2 separate regions of the Homo sapiens genome follow, and region 2 is linked to region 1. Evidence: chromatin loops called from intact Hi-C (ENCODE). Cell type or tissue: endothelial cell of umbilical vein. All regions are shown on one strand. Links, peaks and the distances in the headings refer to the core of each region. The heading gives the core; the rest is flanking DNA.

Region 1 (2,916 bases), core at 206-2,705:
CAATTACCATCAATGGTCACTGCCTGGAAGTTGGACCTGGAAATGACATGCTGGATGGTCATAGTCTTGTTAGATGAGGTGTGCGTGTGATGATAAGTGGGAAACAGCTTGATTTAAGGGACACTTTAGTCCATGGCCAGCACAGTAATGATCTTGGGAAGCCTGAAGCTATGTCTTCTGTTGAGCAATAAGGTACAGGGCGCAGAAGGGGCAAAATAAGTCAGGGAGTCCAGTTAACATGTGAGATGGAAACTTAAGGATAGGGACAGAGCACGCACAAAGCCCAGGGACACAGCTTTTTGCTGGACATTTTGCCTGTACTAACTGGTAAATTAGACTGCACAACAGGAAAGAAGCTTGTGATAGCAAAAGGGGTCGAAAACGGGAAGGACACTCAGAGGGCAGGAACTATGACGGGGCTCTGCGGCCTTGTGGGCAGCAGGGAGAGTGTATTTTTGGCCTGCGGGTCTCGTGAGCTGGAAGAAATCAGGAAAGGGAAGCTGAGCATTTAATCCTACATAGATCACAGGCTAATCGTGCCCATTTAGTGTTTGAAAGTGAGAAGTTGTCAAGGCTTTGTGACAGCCTTGAAACCGCAGGCATTAGAGGATAGAAATCCTGAGCCCAGAGGGAGGCAGGCACTCCCATCTGCCCAATTTGGTCTTCAACAGCTTCCAACTCTTCAATATTCCCAAGCAGAATCAGATTAAGCAGAAGTGCTCATAATAGTTCTCCAATTTAGCCTGTATCTTCTCTCTCTTTCTTTTGTCCTGGGGGCCATGTGCCATTAGGAGCAGAGGTTGTGAATGTTCCAGAAATCCCTTTGGGATGCAGGCCTTCCTCCCATGCAGAAAATGCCTACTGAACACACTAAATGCCAGGCACATGCCTTGTACTGGGGTGCAATGGTGAGGGGTGACACCCAGAGGGAGTGTCCCCCTCTTCTGTATTACTTTTTGCCTGACCTTTTCAGTAGACTTCAGAGTTGGTCATCATGACTTCCTGAACTCATCTCCTTCCATCTTTCTCTCCTGAGCTCTGAGAAGCAAAGTCAATTCAAATCCAAAGTGCTGGGCATAGGAGTTTGTTTCGTAAGAATTCAAACTTTATTGTTTTACCTCTAAATCTGGCCTGCTTCTATAGTGCTTGAGACTTAGCAATCTCTCACTACTCTTAGCTGTTTTTGTTGTTGTGGCTGTCAATATTATTTAAAACTGATAAAAACTGCACAGGGAAGTTGACACAGTCAGATATTAAGTTGATATGCCTATCATTGAATGTCTGGAGCAAGGTAACCTCACCTCAGACTTGATTCCTAACAAACTTCAGTGAATATTCAATTTTTGTTTTATCACAAATGTATTATTACACCTGCCTATATGGGAAGGTGAAGATGGGCCAGTTGTTTGCTTTGAAAGGAGGAAAGAGTGAGAATGTACAACTGAATGAAAAAAAATATTTTGGCCACAGACACTTTTTCTCTTGGCTTTACAATAATAAAATATGTAGTGGGATTTTTATTTTGCTTTAGAATTTTTAGTTGTTTTTTCCTTTTTGAAGTGCTCCTTCAGAGGAAACAAATCTTTCTATTGACATTGAAAATGAGTCATAAGAGAAGTGTTGCTACTTTCCTTTTGAGGGATTTTTTTTATTTAGTTTTGTTTCCATTAAGTTTTAGCAACAGGAAAATATGGACTTTCAGCATCCACAGGGATATGATCAAATGGAAACATATGCTCCCTGTTTGTCCATTATTACAAACCATGAGAAAACTCACAAATCACTCATAGACTTTCTAGAAAGGTTGATTTGACAAAATATTTGACAAAATAGCCTACTGCTTCCTTGATATTTCTGAAACCAAATGAGTATTTGTGTTTTGAAAAAGCAAAGTTGATTAAAAAAAAAAAAGCAGCTGATGAAAGGCCCAAAATGCATATGGGTCAACTATGTTTATTGCAGAAACACTAGAGAGTGGATGAGAGATGGGTCAGTGGGCACAGAAGCCCACCTGCAACTGCACTCACACCTTGGCCTACATTGCCAAAGAGACCAATATATCAGCAATTGATTGGAAATACCACAAAGATGAATCACAGATCAGGAAAGCAAATGCCAATCAATGATTGAGCCTAGGCAATAATATATGAGCTAAAGGCATTTATCAAACCTGTGGAAAATTAGAAGACTTGCCTAACATGGCTGAGAATGCTACATATGAACCAACTTTTAGAATAATTCAGTCTTTTTTTTCAGTCCCCTAGAATAAAAAGGGCATATCTAAACTCTTGAATTTATTTTGATTAAATCAAGAATTCCCTCCTGTATCCTCAGGATCTGGTATTGAGTAGGGACACGATAAAACACTTGTCAACTGGAAGGACTCTATCAGCAGCACCTGGGCTCCATTTGATTTTTTAACCTGCTTAGTATTTCCAACCGTAATGACCAAAATGTCTGCCTTCAGTTACAGTATTTGTACCCTGAGGAAATGAAATAATTTAGCCCCCTGGCCCTCCACCCCACTCCGTTTTCTCAGCTGCAAACAAAGGGATTGGACTTTATCTGGTTGCTTTCAGTTCCGTAAAAGAGAGGTCAAATCCACTTTATGTTGTCAAGGATTCTTTTTCTGTTTTGTGAGATACCTGGTTTTTAGATTCCTCTCCCTTTTTAATTTTTCTCCAGTTCTTCCTGCTTTCTGCATCCTCTTCCTGACTTTCCATTGTTTTCTCTTTAACAATCACACACTAGAAAATATGTAGAAGTGAGTGAAAAATACATCTCATGCTCTGTTTAGTGTATCCTCAAAAAGACTTCATGGTAAAAGGGTGGTTAGGATGCTGTGTTCTCTGTGGGTTTCTACTTTTATTGTATTATAATTTATATTTTCATGCTTACTACAACTCTGGCTGTGAT
Region 2 (2,916 bases), core at 106-2,605, 120 kb before region 1:
GAATCTTAAAAGAGAAGACCCTGGGAGCAAAGAGACATAAACAGAGTAGCTGCTGTGCCTTCTGAGAATGAGGGGTCATCTGCTATTCCCTCAGGGTACTCAGCTCAGCTTTCCTGGTTTTGTTCCATTTTGTGAGAAGAAGTAATTATATACCATATTTAAAATAAGTGCTATTAACATCTATAAGCACAAGAGAAGTTACGAGTTTGCAATTTTAAATGTGGTAGGCTTAATGAGAAAATGACATTTGAACAAAGACTTGAAGGAGATGAGGTATTTACCTATGTAGATATCTGGAGGAACCTTCCAGACAGGGGAAACAGCCAGTGCAAAGGCCCTGTGGTAGGTGCTCTTCTGGCTACAGGAAGAGGGGGGATGTCAGTGTACCTGGAACTGAGCAAGCAATGGGAAGAACAAGGGGAAGAGATAGTAACCAGATTGCACGGAGCAGCACCTCTTAAATTACAGAACTTTCACTCATTAGTGAGTGAGATAGAAGAGGGGGCTTTGGAAAGTCTTGAAACCAGAAGTTGTCATAGAATGACGGTGGCTATCATTGGTGAGAATAGCTAAGACTAGAAGCAGAAAGACCAGTTATAAGGCTATTGCAGCAGTCTAGGCAAGAGATGATGGTGGCACAGGCCAGCAAGGTACCAGTGTGGGTGGAAGGAAATTATACAAATCTGGATATATATTGAAGAAAGGTTCAATGGGATTTCCTGGCTTTCTTCATTTTTGGAATAATGTAGCTACTCTGGCATTAGTCCAAGTCACTAGTAGTCATTGAAGAACAAAGAATAACTGGTGGAAACAGCTTCCTCCAGTGAATGTTATTGATAAGGGATCAATGTGAGGCACAGGTCTTAATCTCTTGTTCCACCTCCAATCCTGGCGATCTTTCCCTCTCATGACTCATGCTCAAAATTTGTCCAGTTCCTCTCTATACGTCTCATTCATAAATGATGTTGGTCACCACCTTCTCATTCAGCCACTGTCAATACTTCTGAAACCAATTGGAATGTAAGTAAATACATGCATTCCTAGGTAGGTAGGTAGGTAGGTAGGTAGGTAGGTAGGTAGGTAGATAGATAGGTAGATGCATAGATTCCCAAGCAACCAAAAATATAGATACAATGGTCTCTGCATTTGATTATGTGCTTGCTTGTTTGAAAGTGTAATATCAATCAATGCATCACGAATTGAGCCAAAGGTTTAGTGTTGGTGTTACTTAGTAGCGACAGCAAGCAATTTGCTCAAATCTCTTGGGCTTCTGTTTTTCCCTTGAAAAATGAAGTGAGTGGGAACGGTGCCCCTTAAGTACCAGTTAAGTTTACACATCACGTTTTCTGCTTCCACCATGCCCCTGCACCTTTATTTTCTTTCATCTTTCCAGTGATCCCCCCTAATTAGGAGCTCTGCTTATAAATGGTATCTTTTGTCTCTTTCAGTTACTTTCTTCCTCCCTGGTTTAATGAGCTTTCTCCACAGTGTGCCTTTTTCTCCCAGTAGATGGCAGTATTCAGTTTTGTTTCCTGATGCTACTTTGCCCTGTTGGAAGGCCTGGGCCAGCTGCCCTTTCTGCAAAGCCTATGTCCTTTTAGCACTAGAGGTGATCACAGAAGAGGAAATTAAGGGAGGAACTGATGAGTGTTGAAAGGCTCCCATGAAAACCGTGGCGATGCCAAGTAGCCTCCTCCTGTTTTCAAGCAGGTTTATTTTATTTAACTTTCGGGTTAGTGATAAAAACAACGGTCTTCCACATGTCAAAGTGTTGTCCCAACTCATCTGATCTTTCTACTCTGTGACGCAGTTAGTACAGATTTCATTGACCTCAGGTCTTGATCCCAGGAGTTATAATGGGATGGCTGCTGTTGTTGAGGATATTCAGGGTTAGAAGCAGGAAGACCAGTTAGGAGGCTGTGGCAGTGGTCCAGGCAAGAGACCGTGGAGCTACCAGCCGGGAGCACTGCAGGTGGGGGATGTGGTGTGGAGACGGATGGTAGTGGAACAAGCTCTGAGCTTGCTACCTGGAGAACCAGAGTCTCCTCTGGCACTGTTATTTCACTAATCTTGGCAACACTCTCAATTTCTCTGGGCCTCTGAAGACACCCCCTGTTCTAGGATTCTGTGGAATCATGAAGGAAATCAATCCACATGTAGCTTGCAAGTCACCTGACAAGGGACACATCACTCACCGGTTAATGGTGCATTGAGAGCCAGAAGCCATATCTTTAGTAGGGGCTTCACCTTACCACTAACTGAAGATGGTGTGAAAACATCCATTTCCGCAGTCCAGTTTCTTGTCTTTCCAGAAGAAATCTCATCTAGGAAAACAATATGTGTAACAAATCAAAGCAAACTGCTCCGGTTGAAAGGGGATAGAATCCTGCACCTCCTGGCCCCCACCTTCCCACTGACTGCAAGTAGCAAGTAAAGACCTCCAACAGAGAGGAGCAAAACCCCTGCCAATGTGACTTCAAATCTTCAAGTGCCGTGCCTTGACCTATGTTAATCAAGGAATTCTGGGATCACTAATATCAGTTTTTTCTTGAACTCCTCGGGAAAATTTTGCAGGGAGGAGAATAATATAATAAGAGTATGGAGGAATTTTTGTGTTTGGGAGTGGGATATATTGGGGCGGATGGTGTCACACAATAACTTTAAAACATTTTATGGTTCTTAATTGCCTATAAGATCAAATTTAGACTTGTTAGCATAGATAAAGGAGTTTCATAATCTGCCCCCATTCCCCCCCTCCAATCCTGGAGGGGATACTATCCTTCTGGTATATCTTTGAAGATGCCACGCACCTTGACACTCCTACTCATTCCAGAAAACACAACTCCAAAACCTTCCTTAAGCAATAGCCCTGACAAGCATTCATAGCGTTTTGTATATACAATTCTTTTACAGTCT

The links. Peaks named below come from ENCODE experiments on the same cell type or tissue, not always from the same donor. Only the 100,000 strongest peaks of a DNase experiment are listed, where the experiment ranks them.
Region 2: it touches region 1 in a loop (2.6-fold over the local background); 3 of 110 quality-filtered maps call a loop at or near these places.

What each region holds. Positions count from the first base shown.
Region 1 is chr20:6,700,689-6,703,604 of GRCh38, forward strand. No RefSeq gene overlaps it. Among named protein-coding and RNA genes, the nearest start is that of LINC01713, 34 kb to the right of the region's middle. In endothelial cell of umbilical vein, for the core only: no CTCF peak of the experiment used is centred there; DNase peaks (open chromatin) are centred at 413, 1,693 and 2,663; H3K27ac peaks cover 1,955 bases.
Region 2 is chr20:6,581,780-6,584,695 of GRCh38, forward strand. No RefSeq gene overlaps it. Among named protein-coding and RNA genes, the nearest start is that of LINC01713, 150 kb to the right of the region's middle. In endothelial cell of umbilical vein, for the core only: CTCF peaks have their summits at 1,506 (motif pointing right) and 1,706; DNase peaks (open chromatin) are centred at 852 and 1,512; H3K27ac peaks cover 386 bases.